3 separate regions of the Mus musculus genome follow, and regions 1 and 3 are each linked to region 2. A link is a loop called in an ENCODE intact Hi-C map of the cell type or tissue named here. Cell type or tissue: heart. All regions are shown on one strand.

Region 1 (8,000 bases), 180 kb after region 2:
CTGTGGGATACCTGCCAAGGTAAGCTGCTAACAGGGAACGGAACCAGCCCAAGAGCAAGAAGTGTGTTGCAGTCAACAAAGATGAAAGGAGTTGGAGTTCTGAAGAATGCTTTGACATCAGACATGGAGATAAAGTCTGGAGTTTGCCCAGCTGGGTTTTCATCTTGCTTTGGTCCAGTATTTCCTTACTATGCTCTCTTTCCTCCAGTTTAGAATGGTAATATAGATCCTGTGCCACTGTGTGTTGGAAGCCTGGGATCTGCATTTTCATTTTGGTTTTACACAGCTAGACTGCATGAGTCTCAGATGACAGTTTGAAGTTTTAAAAAGTGCTGATATTATAATAAACTATGGGCACTTTGGAAGTTGGACTTAATTAATTTCAGCACTATGATATGGCTACAAAATTATAGGGCCAGGGTGTGGAATGTAGTGGTTTGAAAGAAAATGTCCTTCAATAGGACAATAGGGAATGGCACTATTACGTGTAGCCTTGTTGGAGTGGGTGTGGCTTTTTGGGGAAAGAATGCTCAACAAATATTTGGGATAAGTAAAGAGAATATAAGGGCGGGAGAGATGGCTTAGTCGTTAAGAGCACTGAGTGCTCTTCCTAGAGGTCCTGAGTTCAATTCCCAGCAACCACATGGTGGCTCAGAACCAACTGCAATGGGATCTGATGCCCTCTTCTGGTGTGTCTGAAGACAGCTACAGTGTACTCATATAAAGAAAAATGAATATAAAGAATAATGCAAGCCACTTGGAGAAAGTATCATGTAGCACAGAGACACAGCAAGAGGAAAGCAGGGAGAAAGAAAGATTTCAGAGAGAGATGTCAAAGTGGACAGGTTTGGGAGTTTATGGCTCCAGTTCATCTTACCATAAATCACTCAATAAATACTTATTCAGGATCTACCATGTAGAATTAACAGCATATGCAAAGAAAGAGTCTGGTTAAGCATAGTAAGGTCATTAAAAGTAGTCCATTAGGAAAGGAAAAGGTTAACAAAGTTGACAAGGAATGAGAACCAAATTACTTATTAAGCAATACATAAAATATACAATAATACTAATTTACTAAATGCAATTGTTGGCTGTGAGATAAAGATTAAGATGAGTGTGAGGGGACTGGGGAGAACTGGCTCAGCAAGTTAAAGTGCTTGCCACCCAAGTCTGTAGATGTGAGTTTAGATTCCCCAGAATCCACATCAAAGGTGAACAAGGTAGTATGCTGGCCTTTAGACAAATCTCAGGGATTTACAGGCCAACCAGTCAGACTAGCTAAAAAGGTGGGCTCCAGGTTCAGTGAGCTGTCCTGCCTTAAAAGAAGACTATGAAACAATGGAGGGAGTGCAATGGAGGAAGAGCCAACCTTGGCTTCTGACTGCTAACAAACAAACCAGGTATGGTGGTACATGCCTTTAACTTCAGCATTCAGAAAGTTGAAACAGTTGGATTGCCATGAGTAGGCCTGATCTACATAGAGAGTTCTAGAACAGCCCAGTCACCAAGTCTACATACTCCCCAAAAGCAAATAAATAAATAAATAAATAAATAACAAGCCAGACCCTGAGGCAGAGAAAAGGAACTAGAAGGGTATGGTGCTTGTGAAGAAGGTGTGTCTCCTTGCACTTGAAATTGCAACTTAACCATCAGCATCAGCCCTCTGCTCATCTCTGGTACTTTAAGAACTCCTTTGAAAACAACCTCTCAGTTTCTGATGGATACTTAGACAAGGAAAGTCTGAGGTGATACATTTTAAAAACCTGGAATATTTAGAAGTGCCTTTTAAGATTTTAAACTACAAACTCATGAATGTTTTTATTAGTTTATTTTGGTACTAGAGATTAAACCCTAGGCCTCATGTATGCTGCATATGTACTCTATACTGACCTATACTCTCAACACCAACAAATTATCCTTAAAAAAATAATAACTTCCATGTCTACAAATGATAACATTCAAGTAAAATGAATTTACACAATTTTCAAGTAGAATTTTCCCAAAAGAAACATACTTGATAAGCTCCACCAAAAGCAGAGAAAATCTTTTACTATTTCCTATTTCTGGGTTGAATTGATGTTTATTTAGATCACTGTAAAATCATCAGAATGGACCTAAGTATTGCAGAATACCAAAGACAGCTGCTATAAGTGTAATAATCACACTGTGGTTACATATAAAGCCTTTTTCTAAAAAATGTAAATTTAAACATCTTAACAAAGAAAAAGAAAGGAACACAAAAAGCAAACAATGCAAAAACCTTGATAATTACCAACTGACTCAGGGGTCAGCAAATGAACCTACATTACACATGAGCTGCTATTACAAAGCCTAAGCTAAGAATAGCTTTCCGTATTTGAAGATTTAAAGAACTGGAAAATAAAGAACATGGAGCATAAAACAAATGCTAGCCCCCAAAGCCTAGAAGAAATGTTCACGAGAGCCCTTCGGGAAGTGCTTGCCACTCCTGTTCTAGGTGATGAGAACATGGCCTGCTATGCTATTTTTTCTTCTTTGTGTCAGAAACCTATTATAAAAAAGTATAAAATATCAATCTATTTATACAGTAGAGAAATATATTCAAGTAAATCACAATATTGTTTTAATAGAAACAAAAGCCAAAAAGCCATCACACAATTTACGAAATTACTAAAAGGAGACTCATTCAAAATATATTTGAGTGTATTATGTGATGGTAACTGTTTCTAAACCAGCAAATATAGACAGATGACCTGCATAAACAAGCCAGACATGGTTGGAGCATACAGATATTCACTTAGAACTTGGGAAGCAGGGACAGGAGGGTTAGGAACTCAAGACTGTCTATGCTACATGAGACCGTATCTCAAAACTACCCTCCCACAAAGGAGCTAAATAAAATTCTGGCTTTCACAGAACTCTTCTTACTTTCAGTATAATCAATTGCATCACTATGTACTGGCATATTAACACTAAACATTCATATGTACATTATTGTACTGCAAAATACCACTGAAGATAAAAGTCAAGCTAACTGCTTTTTAAACTTTTAATAATTAGGCAGTACTCACTGGAGATCCAAAGTTATGTCCAACTTCATGAGCAAACGTAATATGAGAGACTTTGGGAGGCACATGGGAGCCATAGTTCTGAACAGTAATGATGCCTGTGTTCAATGACTTCTTCTTGCCATCTGAATACAACTTGCTTTTCTCACATATTCCCCCAGAGCTTCCTAATTCAGATTTTAAAATAATAATAAAAAAAGACTAAATTAGTTATCTATTCCCCTATAAAAAATAGGTAAACAGTAATTAAAATCATTACATGGAGCTAAAACATTTATATTTATTTAAAATACAATGACTAAATGAACATAACTGATTCAAATACTTCAATTAGTCCAAGATTTTAAAAATCATTTAAAATAAAACATTAATGGTCCCTGAAAAAAAATCCCAGGATTTAGTAAACAATCCTTACATATTTTTCAGCATCAAAAAGTTATTTTTTCCTGCCATTAACATAGCAAAACATTTTTATTTCCTTTAAATTTGGGTGAGTTCACATTTACACTGAACCAAAGCTTATATCCCTTCACCTTTTAAATCCCTTCACCTTTTAAAGGGGAAACTTAAAAATTAAATACACATTAAAATATCCTCAATATTTTACATTCTCTGAAAGAAATTTATACAAAGAGTGAGGGGCATTCAGCATGTGCTCATAGTTCTGTGATGCACTCTATCACTCATTTGTCAGCAAGACACTGCGTGACATGGATTTAAGGAATAGACATGGAAAAAGAAGGGTGGAGAGAAGGTAGGAAGAAAAAAAGGGACAGGAAAGCAAATATGGAAGAATATGGATATCTGGTCGGCCAGGCGTTCACTGCACTATTCACACAACTCTTCAGCAGCTGTGGAACTTAAAACAAAACAAAAGAACTGAACTGTAATTTTGATGTGCCCTGAAATAATTTTCAAATTTTAAAAGAAATTATTGAGGCCTCAGGGAGTGGGGAGGTCTGGTGAGATGGGAGTGGGGGGTGAGGATATCCTCTTGGAGGAGGAGGTATGGGATAAAGAACAGTCAAAGGGCAGACTGGGAAAGGGATAAAGACTAGACTGGAAGAGAGAGAGAGAGAGAGAGAGAGAGAGAGAGAGAGAGAGAGAGAGAGAGAGAGAGAGAAGGAAGGAAGGAAGAGGAGGAAGAAGAAGAGGAAGAGGGAGGGGGAGGGGGAGGGGGAGGGGGAGGGGAAGGGGAAGGGGGAGGGGAAGGGGAAGGGGAAGGGAAGGGAAGGAAAGGAAAGGAATTGAAAGGAATTAAAGTAAGCATAGTAAGCATTCTGTAATTTGTCTTTTTATTAAAAGAACTTTGGAGCTCAAGATCAAAATGACAATACTTCATAGCCAACAGCAGTTACACAAAATTAATAAGGGACAAATAAGAAAACCAACTCAACTAGCTTGTCAATGCCTACACTGACAAGAATGAACTCTCCTGTGTTTGTCTTGTATTTGAGAGGGTCTGCCTATGCTCAGCTCCCTGCATTTGCCATCTTCCTGATTTTAGACTCCCAATTCTTTTAATTAATTTTATGATTTAGCAAGATGAAATCATGATGAACTTTGTGAAAAAGGAAAATGAATACTAAGCCAAGAGCAGAATTAGCCCACAGGCCTTCATGTGGTTTCTATACACACCCTTTCCTGAACAAAAAACAATAGAGAAAATAGATTTTGATTTATGAATATTTTTTCTGTTCTTTTTCTGAAGGTTACATCACTCTAGGAACTAAAAAATTAAATCTATGAGTAAGTACTCTGTAACAATTACACAACCACATGTTAGCTTTGAGCAAGTAGTAAATTAATATCCTGCCTCAGTAAAGACTTGTCATATGAAACTGACCCAAAATAAGTCCTGTCAAATTTGATCTAGGCACAGAAGACTCCAATACACATCTTAACAGTTAAAAAGAAAAAAGACTAAATAGGCACATTAAAAACTTCTGACATATTGATGTATTTAAGTCTAGCTAACTTAGCAAGATCATATGTAGGTTTGAGAATACTCTTCTTAAACATAATCTCTGTGATGTGTATATTGCTTAATCTCCTAAATAACTCCTCAGTTTAAGGAGTGCTAAATCACACAGAAAATTTACTAAATTTTATTTTATAAATATTGTTTTAAATACTGCAACTAGTTTTGATATACCAGAATATCAGTGACATGTAAGCTTTTACTGCAGTTATCACAGAAACTAACCTTGTGAGTAAATGAGAAGAGTGACAGTAATCTGAGCAAGCCTCGGCTATGTTCACTTAACTGACTAACACCGAGACCAGTTAATACAGGTCAGGACATATCTGAACAAGCCAGAGAACTCCATTGCAGAAGCATGATAAAGATGTTCAGCAAGTGAAATGAAACTGAAGGAAGGTGATGGCTCTCTTAGAACCAATGCATGGGAACCTGCAACAACCAAGTCCTAAGCTTAACACAAATCCAAGCTCAGCCTGTATACAGTGAGCCCTCTGGTACAAAATAAAATTTACTTTGTTATAAAATCATGGTAATAACAATCAAAATGGCAACTGTATATAGTTTTCCCGAGTTTTGTTTTGACTTTCTCCCTTGTGCTGATCAAACCCTAGGCCTTGTACATGCTAAAGCCTGTGCTCTACCACTGAGCCACACCCCCTGTAGATCTTTGTATGGGAACCAGACTCTTTTCTGATGGCTCCACTGTAGGCATAGCATAATTTTAAGTAGAAATCTCCAGGTAAACTCAGTTCAACAGGTAGATACTGTTTTCTTGATCAAAGACACCTTAAAAAAAAATTCAACTAGAGGAAAGTACTGAAAAAGAAGAGACAGAGTTGTCCTAGTACACATGTATTCATACAAAGAAGAAACTAGGATACATGGTGTCCTAATTCTAACACAAAAGTAAAAGAGATTATTTGAAAAATAGGAAGACATAAAGACTAGAAACTTACTATTAAGTGTAAGTAACCCTCATTGATTTCCCTGCATCAACTGGGTCAGCAAAAAGGACTACCACTAATAATCTACATACATATTCTGTGATAATTAACCATAATGTAACAAAAATCTCGACTATCATATTTTAGAATAGTGAGATAACTTCAGAATTTAATGAATTAAACTTAGGGCAAATTATACAACAAGATGAGAATTAACAAAGATTAATTAAACCAAATAAAAATGAAAGATTAAGAAATATTAAAGACTATAAACTCAATAAATTGGCTATGAAGTGTTATCTAAAAAGAACAAGATAATAGCAAACATAATTAAGACTTACAAGCAGAAAGATGGAGTCTCAAAGCAAGGAGAGAAAAGAAATTATAACACAAATTATCTGATGCAAAGTAATTTAGTGGAACGTATTGTGCAACAGAGTTCCCATGTCCACCTTCTCTTAAGAAAGAAGGAAAAGCAATCAATAAAATATAATATCTACTGGGAAGCAGGAGCCATTACCCTGGAGTAATCAAGCAGATTACGTATGTAACATCCTTTATAAAAGAAAGTGTATATCAAACTCAAAATCTGTTCAGACAAAGCTGCTGGTGTTATTTCAAGACAGGACCCTGAATTAAAGCAACTGAGCCAAGAGAGTAGACTTCTTTCCCTCACTCTGGCCTCTAATCTCTCGGCCTATACTCTCTGAAACAGCTTTTGGAAAAAGCCTTCTAAGGCCCAGAGTTGGGGATTTAACAGTCAAGTCAGAGTGCATTTCACACCTGAAGTAAAGAAAAAGAAAAGGTGGAAATAAGGATAAAGGTTGAATCTTCTCTTTTTGCTCATGATAGGCTAAGGTAGAGTCCTGTTTCATTCATACAAAGAATCTAACAACAACAACAACAACAAAAAACCAAAAAAAAAACCATGTCACATTGTTTTCAACCTGAAACTCTACCCAGTGCCATGTTAACAAAATGAGCAACATCACAAAGTGATGTTTCAAATATCCCGAAATCTAGACATAAATACTGAGTGTCCCTAAGCCCACAGCCCCATTTGATCATAAAATCATCTAACTTCAGGACAAAATATCCTAGAATTCAGTCAAACAGTGTTCTTCAAAGCCAGTAGCTGAGAGGAGGGACTCTCCATAGCATCTGCTTCATTTAACTCTTTAACTCTAAAAAGTATTCTAAAGAAACAAATTAAGGAATGTAAAAGGAAATTAAGCAGTTATATGTGTAAAAAACATGAAGGCATCTAAAGATTTCAACAAAGTGGTTCAAGCTCCTGAAGAATCCACCTACCCCCACTCCTTTGTTTTAGAGACAAGCTCTTACTATGTAGTGAAGGCTGTCCTTGAACTCATGATTCTGCCAGGATTACAGACATTTTGATGAACAATAGTCTGTAAATGAAAATACAAAACGGTAGCAGGCTCCCATTTGGAAATTGCTGTGTTTGCTCTGGAGGTATTTGGTGAGGGAGCATTAGAGACATAAATAGTTTGGTGGTTCTCAGTCTCATTTTAGTGAGCAGCAATGCTTATTTAAACAAAGACACTGAGATGAATAACAAGCGTCCCTGATTCAAAGGACATAGGTGGAGCCTATGAACCATAACATTTCTCAAAGGTTCTGGCAACGCACGCACGTCTAGCTATGCTCCACAGGAGGAGAGCCATTGACTTACCCAAGAGTATCTAGAAAATATGCAAAGGAAACCCAAAGAAATACCCAAGCTTTTATAATACTAATTAATAGTAAAAGGGAATCATTAATCTTGTGAGAAAAAATATCCAGCTATTTGAGGGGAAAGAGAATTTATAAAACCTGAAACATCCTGGGAAGGAAGAGCTGAACACCTTTTCACAATGCAAGAAACATGAAAAGAGGACTACGCACAAACAAGATGAAAACAACACTATGGTAAGAGAAGAAGGCCATGACAGACATCTGTACCTCAGAGACACAGGAATCAAGTGCATTTTACAACATGGGCGGAAAAGAAAAGAAAGAAAA
Region 2 (8,000 bases):
GTAAAGCAGGCAATAATACAGAGGTCACCCAGCTGACCTTTGGTCAAATGTCCAAACACAGCACACTGACTCTCAATTGATTGATTCTGAACTATGAGCTTGGCTCAAGAGGAAAGAAGACCTGGCGAGGTGTTTTATTTCCAAAACTTATCGAGATAAAAAGTGCTTCTGTGGGTCAATCTAGATATTGATAGATTTGGACTGGAGAAGGTAAAGAAAGTGTTTAAATTCTAGGTAACGTGTTTTAAGGTTAATAATTAATGGGGGCCTTCCCCAGCTGAGCACCAAGAAGCACTCTGGTCTCTTTAGTTCTAGACATTAGCAAGAAGACCTCAGACCCCAGGTGAGGCCAGAGACATGGGAAATCCCCTCCAAATCTCCATTTTCCTGGTGTTCTGCATCTTTATCCAATCAAGTGCTTGTGGACAAGGCGTGGGAACAGGTAAGTGTTTATCTTTTCTCTAGAAATGGCCGTGAATTTTTTTTTGGTCTTGACTGTGTTGCAGAGATTGACATTGGGATGGGATCTGCTTCAGAGCTCATGAAGTGGTTCTATGAGTGGCTCCCAAGGTACCCAGAGCTGTGTAGCACTTTGTAAAAGGGACCGTATTTTCAAAAAGAGTAGATGAGAGTAGATGACAGGGAAAAAAAAAAGCCCCTGTAACGGGCAGTGTGGCCTCTTACAGGTGTCATATGGACACCATGGGAAAAGTTTTTTTTTCAGCAGACAATGACCTGAAAGACTTGAAAGACAATGACCTGAAAGACTTGGGATCATCCTTAAAGTTCATTTGAATTCTAATTTGTCATCTGGGAGCCATCAAACGCTCTGTCCTATTGGGGTTGTGAAATCGCCTTGCTCTCTCCCAAGAGAAGGGAATCTGAGTCCTGTTTCTAGTCCTGCCTAAAGCAGAGATGTCATTCGCATGTTTCCTAGTCTTTACATTTTTCTGGCAAAGCTTTTCTCCTGAGCTGAAGGAGCCGCCGCCATCAGTCTTTTTAGTCCATGGCTTTATAAACTACAGTGATGGCCAAGGATAGACTTCCATGCCCTGCCAGGCAGATGGGGTCCAGGTTCCTGGCTGAATGGCGTGTTAGATCAGTAAATGGTAGGATTGACTGGACAACTTGACCAAATTAGACAGGGGTTTGGAACCTTGCTTCTGTGCCCATTGTCATGAAGATCTGCTGGCCTAGAATGTTTAAAATTTTGATGGATGGATGGATGGATGGATGGATGGATGGATGGATGGATGGATGGGTGGATGGATGGATGGATGGATGGATTTGGAGACAGGGTCTGTGTAACCCAGGCTAGGGTCGACATTGAGATCCTCTTGAGCACTGAGGAGCACTGAGGTCACAGACTTGAGCATCTATATCCACCGGAGACTTAAACTTTTCTTTCCTCAAGGATGAACTAGAAAGATGGTTCAATGGTTAAGTGTGATTGCTGTTCTTCCAAGACTTTTAACATGAAAGGATGCTGAAATTTGTCAAATGCTTTTTCAGCATCTAATGAAATGATCATGAGGTTTTTTTCTTTGAGTTTGTTTATATAGTGGACTACATTGATGGATTACCGTATATTGAACCATCCCTGCATCCCTGGGATGAAGCCTACTTGATCGTGGTGAATGATCATTTTGATGTGTTCTTGGATTTGGTTGGCAAGAATTTTATTGAGTATTTTTGCATCAATGTTCATAAAGATTGGTCTGAAGTTCTCTTTCTTCGTTTGGTCTTTGTGTCCCAAGCAAGGTGTAAAAAAATCAAGGACCAACCCTGAGGCCATCCCCTGACCACCACACATGTGCAGCACATGCTCTCCCACACCCATGCACATGTTACTTACGTAGTCTTGGAGCTCAGAAACAACGGATGTGTGCTCCCCATGGGAGTGAGCGTGTAGTGGCTCAGAATCCTTCTTCCTCTCTCAGACACATTTCATGTCTCCAGCCCTCCTGGTACTTAATACCCATTCCCACATTTAAACAGGAAGCTAAAAATAAACATGATGGAAGCAAGTGTAAAACTGAAAGTTCAGGGTTCACATTACTTCAATTCTGTTTTCCAATGTGATACCCGTCCACTAAGATTTTTTTGCTTGTGTTTAAAAATTTATGAATAAGACAGATTGTGAACTGTAAAGCTTAAGAATTTGCTTGGCAAGTAAAAATTTGAGTTCACACCAGAGTAATTTTATTGTATTTGACTATCTTAAAGTTGGAAGTTAGTCTTTAAAAAAAAAAAACAAAAAAAAACCAAAAAAAAAAACCAAAAAACACTGTCCTTTAAATCTGTCCATTGCTTTAAAACTGAAGAATGAGTTGAGAAAACAATTACTACTTTTTCATTAACATTACTGAAAATATTTTTATATTATGGGCAGAAGGGAATGGGAATGATCCACATATGTGTCAAATCCAATGTATGAGGCAGCCCGCTGAGTGTAATGAAGGCGATCAGTTATGGGTGCGCATGTTTCTCCACCACAGCATGGCGTGCCATGAGTCCCACTGGAGAAAAGTGATCATGAAAGAGCTCGTGCCCAGCTGCCTGTGCAGACCGAGCCTGGGGAGGGGTGGGGGTGCGTTTGTGTGGGGTCTTGCAAGCTGGCATCAGAGAATAAGAAAGCAAGGCCTTCCTTGGGCAGAAGCACAGCTTCAGAGATGATAATGTGCTTGTGTCTTCCAAGCCTGAAGAGCCTTCTGAGAGTAAATTATCTAGGGAGGAGGAAGAAGAGACAGAGATGAAGATGGAGAGCAAAGAGGAGAGAAGATAGGGGAGGAGATAAGAAGACAGAGGAAGAAGAGAAGGAGGAAAAGAAATAGAGGAAGAAATAGATATGGAGGAGGAGAAGAATAGGAAGGTGAAGACAGAGGAGAGAGTGATCCTGAGCCAGCACATACACAGGGCTGGTTAAACTGCAGCTGACCATGATCAACCCTCAGCGGCAGAATCGCAGTCACTGCTAAGTCCACCTTTAAATTCAAATGCCGACTACCAAACATTTCAGAAAGTTGGTAACGGTATGGTATTTGGGAATAAATGGCTTATCAATGACCCTGAGATGCTCATAGCACAACATTGGGGATCTTTATTCAGCCCAGGTGGTGGGTTCAGAGTCCCAACCCCTCCCGAGATACTACCAAGGCTGTGTGTAGGTTGTGTTTTGAGCCGGGGACACAGAGTGGTTCTTTACCTCCTGGTAAATTATGACCTCAAAAAGAAAGTTCAAAACCAATTTATCTAGCTGCTTTAAAAAATAAGTGTGAGAAAATGTGAAATGAAATATCAGGGCAGGAAAATAGGGTGGAATATCTAGTATACTGAATTTTTCTATGTATCCTACTAGAGGTTGGAGGTTTGTTTAAACATCTACAGAGTTTAAAAGCAATGGTTGCTCTGTGGGTAGGAGTGGGACATTAGTGCATAAGAAGAAAGGAAGGGATGGAGGGAAGAAGAGAGGAAGGCAGGGAGGGAGGAGAAGAGGGAGGGAGGGGCACAGGTGGGCAGGCAGGCAGACTGTGTACTTACGACTAACGTAGGCCTAAGTCTGAGAGGTATCCCACTGGTTACCTAAGATATCATTTCTTTGATCCCCAGCTGGGGAGGAGGCAGGTCAGTGTAGGGTTTGCCTTGACAGGAAGGCCACAGAATAGAGGGACCTTGCACTCACAAGTCAGACCTGTCATTTTCACTCATCCTTGCAGGCCCAGCCAGCCTCAGATCACTGCCCTAAGGAGACTTGCTGATTCCTGACTTGTAACTATTAGAGGAGGTAGGCAGAAATGCAGCTCACACCCCCAGGATGACCAGACCCACCATTCCACAACAGCTGCAAAACAACCCCAGCACTGTGCGGAAACCCCCCCCCCCCTTCCTCTGAAAGAGATTCTCCTGCTCTCTGGCAAACGTCCTGGCCTTGTAGCCCAGTGAGGCCAAAACCTTCCTGATGGGTGTCACCTAGATAGGACAGGCCAAGGACCAGAGGACAGACAGCCGACTTTGACCCTGACTGCCTTCCACGGGGACCTAGCACTGCACAGGAAGAAACTGAAGAGCCACTGAAGGCCTTCAGTGCCTGCAAACTGACCTAAAAACACAAATCACCCAGAGAGCGCCCAGCCAAAGCCAAAATTGGGTATCTAGATTCCCTCTCTGGTCTTCCCCTCCCTCTGCCCTATTTAACACACCAGCTGCCATGCTGGGTACTCACAGACGACTCAGCAGGAAGACAGGCTGCCCTGATTTATCCTGGTCCACAGACAGAGCGGAGCAGCCCCAAATGCATCTCCAAGATCATATTTCTGATATCGATGGTCTATACAGGACAAAGGGGCCAGCAGTTCGCACTACCAGGAAGGTGGCTGGTCACTGGCTCCAAGAAGGGTGTCCATTTTAGAGTCCAGACTTCTCGGTGAACTGGAGTCCAGCCTGCCAGGAAATGGGATTAGCAGGGCGAGGGCAGGACATCCAGACCCCCGCCAAGGGGGCACAGGCACCGCAGTGAGTGAGCCAGTTTTGCAAGGGGCAGAGGAGCCATAGTAACTTTGGCAATGCTGAGGCTCACACTCAGGCACAGGAGTGAGGGCCAAGACCAAAACTAGTCCTTGGCGACTGAAGGAGTCCAGGATGTCTGCAGGACTGCTCCAAAGAAGGTGCAGTTTTCAATCACTGCCACTAGGGAGCGCGGTGATATCTCCTCGGCTTCTGAAATGGCAAAGCTATTAGCTTAATCTACCATTCTTTGTTTATAACTCTGCGTCCAGAAACACTCACAGTTTTTATTTTTCCCAGTGGGGCTGGGGCAGAAGGTGGGGGAAGACACTCAAAGCGAGGAAGGAGTGGTTTCCTTGACGACATGTTCATCCCTGTACTCCTGCCTTCACATCCACACACATGTCAGCTCACATTTGGGGTCTGTGCTATGTTACCTAGTAGAATAGTGTGGAATTAGGAAAACATGTACAACATTAAGTGAGAAAGGGAAGTATGTTTAACTGAATGTGTGCTGTCATTACAACTGTGTGAAACGACATTTATTTGAAGGGTTGAAAGAGAAAATATTGGGAGAAAAATGCACAGAAATGACTATTTCCATTGAGTTTATATCTGAATTTTTATTTCTTCCAATTTTTATGTTGTATATAGTATAGTTACTTTAATGATTTAGATGACTTAAAAGTATATCAGCTTCACCATGGTGAAAGGAAGAATTTGGCCAGAGCAGTGGAACTCTGGAAACACCTGGGGGATTTGTTAAAATATGAATCCTGGGGGCTGGAGAGATGACACAGAGGCTGAGAACATTCACTGCTCTCTCAAAGACCTGAGTTCAGTTCCCAGCACCCATGTCCTGTGGCTCACAAGTGCCTGTAACTCCAGCCCTAGGAGATAGACACCCTTTCTAGCTACCTCAGGCATCCCAACTCATGTGTGCACACATGCACACAAGCACATACATGCATACATACATACATACATACATACATACATACATACATTAAAGAAGTGTCTTTTAATTAAGATTCCTGGTCTCATACGAGTCAGAGATTCTCTTTCCTGGTGATTCTAGATTGCATCAAGTTGACAGTTTAAAACTAACCATCATGAGTAGAGACTCCCAGAACCCCAGTCTATGGAGGAGCTGCCACCTGCCCTCGTCTCTGGCCTTCCAAGGTGAACTCTTCCTACAGAACCCCCAAGGCAAACCTGCTGTCTTAGTTAGGGTTTCCATTTCTGTGAAAAGACACCATGGCCAAGACAACTCTTACAAAGGAAAACATCCAATTGGGGCTGGCTTACAGTTTCAGAGGTTCAGTCCATCATCATCATGGTGGGAAACATGGCAGTGTGCAGGCAGACATAGTGCTGGAGGAGGAGCTGAGAGTTCCACATCTTGATCTGAAGGCAGCCAGGAGAGTTGGTCTCTTCTGCACTGGGCAGAACTTGATCATTTGGAGACCCTCAAAGCCTAACCACACAGTGACACACTTCCTCCAACAAGGCCACATCTCCTAATTCTGCCACTTCTCATGGGCCAAGCATATTCAAACTGCCACACCTGGCTTCACCTCTAACTCGTAATTCAAAAGCTGGGAGTCAGCATGTATTGCTTCTGTGTACTGACCTCCCTCACCAGTAGCTGTCATACAACTTACTTTTATCTACAAGGGGCATTTTATGCATATATAATATATAATGTATGCTGATTATATTTCACCACTGTTACATTTTTTTCTTGTCTTATCTTTCTCCCACATCTGCTGCTCCCCACTCATTTTCCCACCTAGTCATGCTTTGGGGTGTGTGTGTGTGTGTGTGTGTGTGTGTGTGTGTGTGTGGTGTGTGTGTGTGTGTGTGTGTGTGTGTGTGTGTGTGTGTGGTGTGTGTGTGTGAGTGTGTGGGGTGTGTGTGTGAGTGTGTGTGAGAGTGAGTGAGTGTGAGTGTATGTGTATGTGTGTGTGCATGTGTGTGTATGTGTGTATGTGTGTGTATGTGTGTGCATATGTGTGTGTGAGTGAGTGAGTGTGAGTGTGTGTGTGTGTGTGTGTGTGTGTGTGTGTGTGTGTGTGCATGAGACAGAGAGAGAGAGAATGAATGTGTATGCTCCAGTGAATTTCATTAGGTTTCTAACAGCAGCTGGCTGAGAAGTTACTTACAGGACCATAGTCAAAATGTCAGTGGCTATAACAGGGAAGAAAATGTCTTTCCTTCACCCAGAAACCAACTATCTATAAATCCTTATAGGATGCCTTAGGAGGCCCTCCCCTACATGAAAGAACGTTGATAGGCCCAACTTTCCATATATATATTAAATTTAAGGTGTTCATGAAAATGTGCTCTTCCAAAATAGAACATCTGCAAGCTGAAAAGAAAGTGTTCCTTAAAGGGAAGCTTCCAGGCTGAGACTCACTGGTGATGGGTAGAGAAACTCACAATAGCTCTGGGCCACTCCTTTCCAACCCTGAAAATCTGCTCAAGGACATATTTTTCACATGAGCTGGGCATTAGCAGGGTTGGGCAGGGTCTGTGTGAGGCCTGGCCACCCACAACTGTGCAAAACTTTGTGATGTCAGACATTCCAACTCCCTGGTACTAAGAGGAACCAACATAGTGAGAGAAAAAAAACTACTAATTTATTTGGGAACATACATAAAACATAAAATCATAACATTTATTAACTACTTGCTGCATTCTGAGCTCCAAGGTCAGCACAAAAATCACCATTTCATTTATGAAAAAAGCTTCAATCTAAGAGTCCAGCCCCTTAGAGGAGTACTATGAGACCATTTCAATACAACGTGATAGGTGTACAAATTTATCTTGTGTGGAGAATTCTGAGGCAAGAATGGTCAGCTAAGAAGGCATTTTAAACAAGTGTGTGTGTGTGTGTGTGTGTGTGTGTGTGTGTGTGTGTGTGTGTGTGTTAACTATTCACCTGCATGTATGTCTGGTACAATGTGCAGACTGTGCCCAAGAAGGCCAGAAGATGGCATTGGATCCTCTGGACCTGGAAATGCAAACAGGTGTGAGCTGACATGTGGGTAGTGAGAAATGAGCCTAAGTCCTCTGCAAAAGCAGCCAGCGCTCTTAGCCGCTAGGCCATCTCTCCAGCCCCCTGGTTCAAGGGGTAGAGAAGGGAAAGAAGTAAGAGAATATCATAAGGAAAAAGGAAAGCGTATGAGCAGTTATGACTTGAAGAATGAGAATGAAATTGAGAATTCATGAGACTTCGGTTGGCCCAGAGTAAGATACAGTGAAAGGAGCTGAAACAAGAACCCCCAATCCACCCTCAAGAGCTTCACTCTGACCCTGGAGCCTGGGCTGCCCAGATGCAGGTTGACATTTGAGAAGGGGAGATAGAGCTTGCTAGCTGCCTTCCACAACGCCTAGAGAACCTTATCTCCCAGCCTGGCTGAAACCCTGGCCACTCCCTTCTGGGGAGAAACTGTATCAGCAGGAAAGGGCATGGGTGGAGTCCTGAACTCAAC
Region 3 (8,000 bases), 150 kb after region 2:
ATAAATACACAAGTTTCTAATGAAAATAGCACATAGGTATATGTCTGAAAACACAAAGCATATGGGAATACAGAATACAAAGGTTTAATCTGTGTCTCACTAAAGAGTTGGCTCCAGAAACAATAAAAATGCTACACTAGTAATAAATGAGGAAAAAAAAATCAACTGGAAGTCTTTACTTTTGTTGCTGCTGATGTGGCTCTCCTGTTTGGAAACGTGTCTGCTCTGTTGCCCAGCCTGGCTTCTATCTTAGGGAACAAGCAAGGCTACCTCAGCCTCCTAAGTAGTTAGGACTACTGGCATATGCACTGTACCTGGCTTGAGAGTTCTTAATTGAGAATCTAAAATGCTTAAAAAAAAAAAAAAAAAAAAAAAGCTATACTCTGGGCAAAGTGATGATCTTTTGTTTCTGAGACAGAAAAAAGTTTCCTCCTATAATCTCTTACAGCATTGGTGACTTCTCTAAAGACGATTTATCCTTACCATCTGCTTCAAACTGGCATCCTCCCTGCTCCCTGGCTCTGGGAAAGCCCAAACCTTTTGTTCCGAGATGCTCTGAGACATTTGACTAAAAATACTCCAGGAGAACTTAAAGGCCTTTTCAAGGACAAGTATGCACCTCACATCTACCAAAGACACCATGTTGAGAGCAACAGTTGGGCCTTAAAAAACAATAGCAGCCCAAGACCTGACTTAGAAATAGAAAACTGCTCAGTTTGGGCAAATCTTCAGTTTTACATTCAACTATGAATGCAACAAGTTTGAAGTACCTAGACAACAAAGTATTAAAGATACTGAAAAGCCAAGACTAATCTTATAAAGCTGTCTTTCCCTTAGATAAACCCTTCCCCAGCCTACATATTGCCTGGTGCTATGGAAATCACTAAATCCCGAAACTGTAATGATATATTTGTTTGTAAACTGGTGTTGAAATTTAGAAAACTATACCAAAAATAAATTCCAAACAAAATTTAAGCAGCAACAAATTTGCAATTATCTGACTTGGTAAAAATTACCAGTTTCATGGGGAAACAAAACAAAACAACCCCCTAATTATTAAGTAACGCTACTGTAAAAGTATGAAAAAGTAGGCACAAATATAAGTGCCCCTGATTCCAGCAGTTGCAAGGCAAAGGCAGTGAGTTCAAGGCCAGCTACAGCGTGAGACGTCCACTTAAAAAACAAAAACAGAAACAAAAACAAAAGAAAAAACAAAGTATTACATATTTACTTACTTAATATATACCAATATTTATAGCTAGTCTTAATTTTAAAATAGGAATTTGGGGCATATTATTCCATAAAGGGCACTATCCTGTATACAAAATAATTTCTTTTGTAGGTAATATTACAATGTCAATTCTCTGCTTACAATATATAATAAATCTGGTAAGACGGGAAAATGTTAGTTCAGAATTTCAAATACATTTTCATTAGACCAAGTCTTCTTTTGTGTGGGGGAACTGACAGGGGAGTTATGAATTGAAGACAAGGTCCACGTGCATGCTAGGTAATTTCTTTACCAGGATTGTTTAGGGAAGGAATCTTGCATATAGCCTAGGTTTACCTTTTCTCTCCAGATCCTCCTACGTTAGCCTCTACAGTACTGAAATTATGGATAGGCACTACCACATCCAGATAAATCAGACATTAATAAAAGCACTTAGCACCCAGACAGAACTTTGAGAACACAGAAAGAAGACTACAAGTTTCCAGTTAGCTTCAGCTCTTCACTAGGACAAGTCCTGGACACTGCTTAGAAACAGTGAGAAGCCGTTGTGTTGAGTAACTTTCAACATACAGTGTACATGTGATAATGGCAATCAACTGTGCACCATGGCTCTGGACTGTAGCAGTGATGCCCTCACTTGCATGGAGAGACCTTTCTGCTGAATAGTCCTTCATTCAGCATGGTGGCTACTTCTGATGTTTCTGAGTCCAAAGAGCATAGACCTCAAGTTGATTTCATCAAGTCTATTTATTAATGCATTTCAAGTTTCAAAAAACCTTACATCTTTGCACAATACTTTATTTTTTGCAGGTTTTAGTAAAAATTTCCAAAGTGAACAACAAAAAAAAGATACTGTATAAAACACAGTGGACATTAAACTGACAGTAGTATTAGATCTCACTGGTCCTGGTCCTTTCATTTTTTAACCACATCTTGATTTGTAGTGGAAACAGTTCAGTGCATGTATCTCTTCAGAAAACATTTAACTTAGACTCAAAATAAAATAGGGCAAAACCCTACCACAGGATAACATTACAAGCAAAAAATGTACATGTTCCAAAGTCTACCACACTCAAGAAGTTACTAAGAACTCTTGCAGAATAAAAGTCACCATTTTAGAAATGCAAATCCACTTCCAACCTTTGCACAGTCCAAAAACAAAGGCATTTGAATGATTTAAAGCAGTGTCATACACAGCTACCTACTTGTTGGGTTAGAATTATTTATAGTCTATCTGGGGTTTCATGTACAAAATTTGTCTCTAAATCATGTACAAAAAGCTGTTTTGAAAAAAGTCCCGCGTACTGTACAAGTTTACAAGGAGAGATCCCATTGTTTCTCTAGCGGTTTTGGCCTTGCTGGCTCGCGTCACATTGTGAGTGATTGTGTAAACCTTAGACTCTTAAGAAAAAAGGAAAAAAAAAAAAAAGCCAAACACAGTAATCTTGTCAACCTTCTCTAGATTGCCTCCTATGTAAAGCCAGGAAGATCACTGCTGCTGACTTCTAATTTAAGTGATGTAGCTGGAAAACAGAAGCAATGAATATGTCACAAGCTTACATTTTTTAATGCCCCCTCCATTTTCTGCATAGCGATAAGCCTGTTAATACATTAAATGCTTTTGCTTTCTCTTTCTTTAAAAAAGCCAATATTTTATCTGCTTAAAAAAGAAGTTTGTAATGGGACACTGTGCTGTCTACCTTCATTGTTGCTAAAATGTTGGGGGGAAAACAACGTCGAAAAACCTATCTACAATTTCAACTACCTGCTGAGCAAATCACCCATCTCTAGTGGTTACCAGTGATCAGTGACAGTGCTGAAGAACTAACTGTCCAAGTATTTCAATGAAGACACTGATTTTCTTTTTCATATTGGATAAAAACAGAATTAGCAGGCTTGAAGTATATGGAATACACAAAGTAATAAGCAGGCTACAGATGAAAATTAATCATTTCCAACATAATTCCAAGGCATGAAAAAATTCACCTAGCAATTTAAAAATGGAATTGATTTAGAAAGTATAAAATACTAAGCAGAAATCAGACATCTACAAAAAGAGCTGACTCTGAAGCCAAATGCTGTTGCTGTCCAGTTTGCAAGCCATCAGCTGCGTTCTTCAGCACAGCCTCTCCTGCTCACAGCAGCCATGTAACAAGGAAAAAAATGTATGTAAGAACCAACTCCACCATAAGAAAAGGGAAAATGATTCTCATTTCAAAACTGCCTGCATAAAGCATTACAGAATCCTGGACCACTGCACACCACCATTCTCTGTTATCCTGAGTATGTCAATTAAACAGTAATTTTTCATTAAGAGCGGAAAAATTTATAATACAAAGAAACATCCATATTGCAATTTCTGTTTACAATTGCACAGAGAAGTACAGTGTACGTAAGAAATACATGTCTGCATATAACAAGGTATGTACATTGGCAAGTGATGTATCCAATGTTGAGGTGGTCGAGCCTCCCAGCCTTGATTGGCAGTTGAAAAAAATATATTTCAATTTGTGATAAAAGTTTATCGAGAGCCAAGTCTGTCTGCAAGTGAAGAAAATGCAGCAACGAAGAACAGGGAACATGGGGCACATAATAATATTCTAAGACTTTGTGCCATTAGGTTAAAAATATCTGTTCATAAGAAAATTGGGTTCCTTTTCCATCCCACCCCCACCCCCAAAATTGGAATTTTCAGGCTTTAAATTTTGAGTAATTCCACCTGATCTGAGGACATGATCTCTTGCCATTTTTCTTCAACTATTAACTGTAAGGGTATCATTTGCAGATGATGACTTAACAGGTTTCTCTTTGGAGTGAAGTTTTCCCACTGTAGGCACTAGGAAGAACCAAGGCAAAAGCTGCATTAGCGTCGCATGTGTCCCATTTGATAACTCTCTCGGGGCCTCTGACGCGGGGGCTGCTGAATGGGCTGTGGCGGTCTCCTCCTCTTTAAAGTGCCTGCAACGAAAGCAAAACAGCTCCCTGAGCACCACCTCCTAATCTTCAAAAGGGAAGCACTCTTTCACCAAGAAAAGCTATTTTTTGGCACTGACCAGCAGAAATAGGTACCCCGTAACACTTTTCAGTTTTCTGGTGGCCATAATAAAATAAAAATAAATTTTAATATTTATTTTATCTAGGCCAATTCAAGTTAAAAATACCAACTGTAGCATGTACTCAATATAAAAATTACTAAAATATTTTACTATTTTATGTTGTCTTTAAGTCTGATCCATATTTAATATTTAACAGCACATCTCAGTGGAGATGGGGCACATTTCAAGTACTTAAAGAATTAGACTGACCAGTCAGAATTATTTTAGCTTTGAGAGCAGAATCTCTGACTGGAGCCCTGACAGACTCTTGAGGCCTGTCTGCACAGCAGGATGGGAAGTCATTCACACAGTCTATCATGAAGACTTTAAAGCCGTCCTTAAGTCAGCACTTTTATGAAGATTTAACAAGTGACGATCATTTTCAGAGGTGTCAACACACAAGTGCATTATCTGCTCCAATGAAGAAGGACACCATGGCAACCATGCCTCAAAAGTGTCCTATAGCTCTTGGAAATGTGTTCAACTCACACAAGTGCCTGGGTTCTGACTTAGGAAACTTAAGAAAGCAAGTATATCAAATCAGACATCCTCCACCCCCATCATGACTCCTGGGCACTCTTGTCCTAACACGGGAAAATGCAAGGAACAGCTGAGGGGAAATACAAAGTAGAAGAAACCACTCTGAGGCAAGGCTCTCCTGAGGAGGCCACACAGTAGCACACAGCCCTGGCTTCCCTGCCACTGCCTTAGGCAGTCTTCCCCACACCTGTAATGACTAGCCACACCTTGGAGAGGGGAAGGGGAAACTGATCAGACTAACTGCAACAAAACAGCCATCCCCTTCTGTCTTCTTCAAATGCTCAAAGTTGACTTGTCCTAGTGGCAGTGTCCTCCAGAGGGAAGGGTGGAGACTATCTGACAGGTTCTTAACATCTGAAGCTAAGACTCCCTACATGCAAACTTATATTTCTCAGTAAGCCTCTTGCAGAGGAAAATGTGCTTCCTACCAGAAACTATTTCAAGAACACAGACATTACAAATGGTATCAGAGCCATTAACTATTTAGATACAAAGGCCAATAATTTAAAATCACCTCCACTACAGTAACACAAACAAGGTATGGCAAGAGACTGAGACAAAAACAAGGAAGGAGGATCCAACCAAAAATCAAAATGTTGGTCAAATGTTTCTTGGCACTCAGGATAGATCAGCATTACAATGGTAGTCAATAACTAGATTGGACTGACGAACAATTACACAGCCAGTGAATCATTTGTCAGGCAATTTATCAAAAACACAGCCCTCTAAACTCAGTTACTAAACTAAAGCCTCCTGAGGCTGCGTCCTCCCTGCCCACAGCTCTGGCTCTGCTCACAGCAGCACCCAGCGCTCAGCACCTTACCTGGAAGTGGTTTAGGAGGCGGCAACTTTGGATTACTACTTGGAGTGTGAACACTGCAAATCTTGATAAATCCAGCCATTAACATGATCAGGGCAATTCCCATAAGCAGTACTGCCCACCAGTGAGCCTGACAGGAACAGAATTAAACTGTTTTAAGACAGCAGATACTAACATCCATCATATGAAATATTCACAATTTTCAATTTCTGAATGTCCACACTGGGTTTAATGCAGATTACTGTAACACTTATGCAATTACTACTCATTGTTTCTAGCAAAACATTCAAAACGCCTCTATCATCTGAGGCTTTACACAACTTACTAACTCTGTACTGTTTACCCAGATCCTAAAATAAAAACACATGCTATCTCAAAACACCCCAAGTCACTTTTTCTGCATACGTAAGTTCCCTCATATTAAAAAAAAAAAAAACCTTTTGTTTCCTCTTGAAAGAATTGCTAATATAATGAAAAGTTGTAAGCACAGTGCAAAGAACTTTCAAAAATCGGACCCAGCTTTATGCACCACACTATTCCCCATGAAAGTCCCATAACATAGGGCTCAATTGGTAAAGGGCCTGTCTTGTCACCAAAATGAGGACCCAAGCTCAGATCCCTTGACACTAAAAAGCCAGATGTAAAAGCATATATCTATAATCCCAGCACTGTGGAGCAGAGACAAGAGAATCTCTTGGGCTTGCAGTTTTGTCAATCAGAAATCTACAAGTTCAGTGAAAGGCCCTATCTCAATAACAACAACAAAAGTGGAAAACACTACCCAGCATCAAACTCTGGCCTCCCACATATGCACATGCACATGCAGACCACAGACAGATGGTTGGAGAGATAGACAGACATATACGCACAAATTCTTATTAAATCTAAGATATAAGAGTATTTTCCTGGATAGACCTTGTTCATCAAAGACGTCTCATCACATCTTCAGCACCATGTGCTGTTGGGCCCTACTGCTGACCTTCATTCTGGAGGGTAGCACAGCTCCCTCTGGCCTTTAAAACTTGGACACTTGGCATTTTCAGGGCAGTTGTTAATACAGGATTGTAACAACCTACTTTGAATTCTCTGGTGTTTCATATGATCAGATTCTGACCAAGCATCGGGAGTATCACAAAAGGGCTCTTGTACTCTTTTACCACGTCCTAACACAGGGGATATGACTCTGACTTCATCACTCTGATGCTAACCTTGATTTCTTGATTGTGATATTATTCACCAGACTTAATCAACAATATACTTTTCCTTTGTAGAATCAATGAGTATTTTATGGAGATGTAATTTGGAACTATGTATACATTCCATTCCCCATAAATTATCATTTACTTACTTACTGTTCCTTTGGCGTTTCCTACTCTATACAATGGGTTATAACCCAATACCACCATTACCATGGGGTTTTTGACACTCTCCCCACCTCGTTCTTTAAGGACTTACTTTGTGACACAAAAGCTTCCAGGTTCATCTTGTTCTTTCAATACCTGAGTCCCGGACCACCCATGTTGCTGTTGAAGCCTGGTTCCTTGTAGTGTTTCTCCTCCTAGGAAGACCCCTCCTTAACCTACTTGCACTCTGACATGGAACTTGCCTTCTACATGGGAGAGGCAACTCACTGTAGAACCCGCTCACTCCACTTGTACTCTGACATGGCACTCACCTTCCATTACTTGGGGGATGCCATGCCACAGTGTGCTCTTCCCCACACCCTCCTAACCACATAAGACTCACCTGTAAGCCAGCCATCTCTGTGGTTCTACAGCTGTACACACCTTGGATGGATTCCTACCTTGCTTAGAATCACCCAAAGGCTTTAGGAACAAACTGTTCAACATGCGTACGTATGCACGTACCACACACACACAAACCCGCCCCACACTTTTAGGTTTGTTTGTTTTTGTGTAAAGGCAATGGAGAGATAGCTCAGTGTTTAAGAACACTGGCTGCTCTTCCAGGATCTAGGTTCAATTCCCAGAATCAACATGGTAGTTCATACAACCATCTGGAACTGAAGTGCCAAGGGATCTAACAACTGTCTTCTGGGCCCTGCAGATACCAGGTACATCCATGGTACACAGAACACTGAAATACCCAGGATGTGAAAATTAAAAGTAATGAAAGGAGGAGGAGGAGGCCAGATGTGGTGGTATGTCTGTGATTCCAGCAACAGGGACATGAAGGCAGGAGAAGCAGGAGTTTAGCCTCAACTAATACTCACTTTGAGGCTAGACTGGGCCACAGGAGATTCTGTCTCAATCCTTTCCCCACCTCCACCCCAAAAATATGAAAGAAAAGAGAG

Evidence for each region. A loop is a pair of places that touch in the nucleus more often than their neighbours do. Peaks named below come from ENCODE experiments on the same cell type or tissue, not always from the same donor. Only the 100,000 strongest peaks of a DNase experiment are listed, where the experiment ranks them.
Region 1: a loop joins it to region 2, with 2.7 times the contacts of the local background. A loop is called at or near these places in 2 of 42 quality-filtered maps.
Region 3: a loop joins it to region 2, with 2.2 times the contacts of the local background. A loop is called at or near these places in 2 of 42 quality-filtered maps.

The regions. Positions count from the first base shown.
Region 1 is chr9:70,749,376-70,757,375 of GRCm38, reverse strand. Adam10 (a disintegrin and metallopeptidase domain 10) reads right to left here. Exons shown (of 16, transcript NM_007399.4): 9 at 3,051-3,214. Among named protein-coding and RNA genes, the nearest start is that of Adam10, 74 kb to the right of the region's middle. In heart, no CTCF peak of the experiment used is centred here; no DNase peak of the experiment used is centred here.
Region 2 is chr9:70,926,918-70,934,917 of GRCm38, reverse strand. It overlaps Lipc (lipase, hepatic), which reads left to right and starts at 110. Exons shown (of 9, transcript NM_008280.2): 1 at 110-442. The coding sequence starts at 358. The region is part of intron 2 of Gm32017 (a long non-coding RNA gene); the gene reads right to left. In heart, a CTCF peak has its summit at 4,676 (motif pointing right); DNase peaks (open chromatin) are centred at 3,967, 4,487 and 7,937; H3K27ac peaks cover 2,942 bases.
Region 3 is chr9:70,774,189-70,782,188 of GRCm38, reverse strand. It overlaps Adam10 (a disintegrin and metallopeptidase domain 10), which reads right to left. Exons shown (of 16, transcript NM_007399.4): 15 at 5,690-5,816; 16 at 1,960-4,189. The coding sequence ends at 4,095. Among named protein-coding and RNA genes, the nearest start is that of Adam10, 99 kb to the right of the region's middle. In heart, no CTCF peak of the experiment used is centred here; no DNase peak of the experiment used is centred here.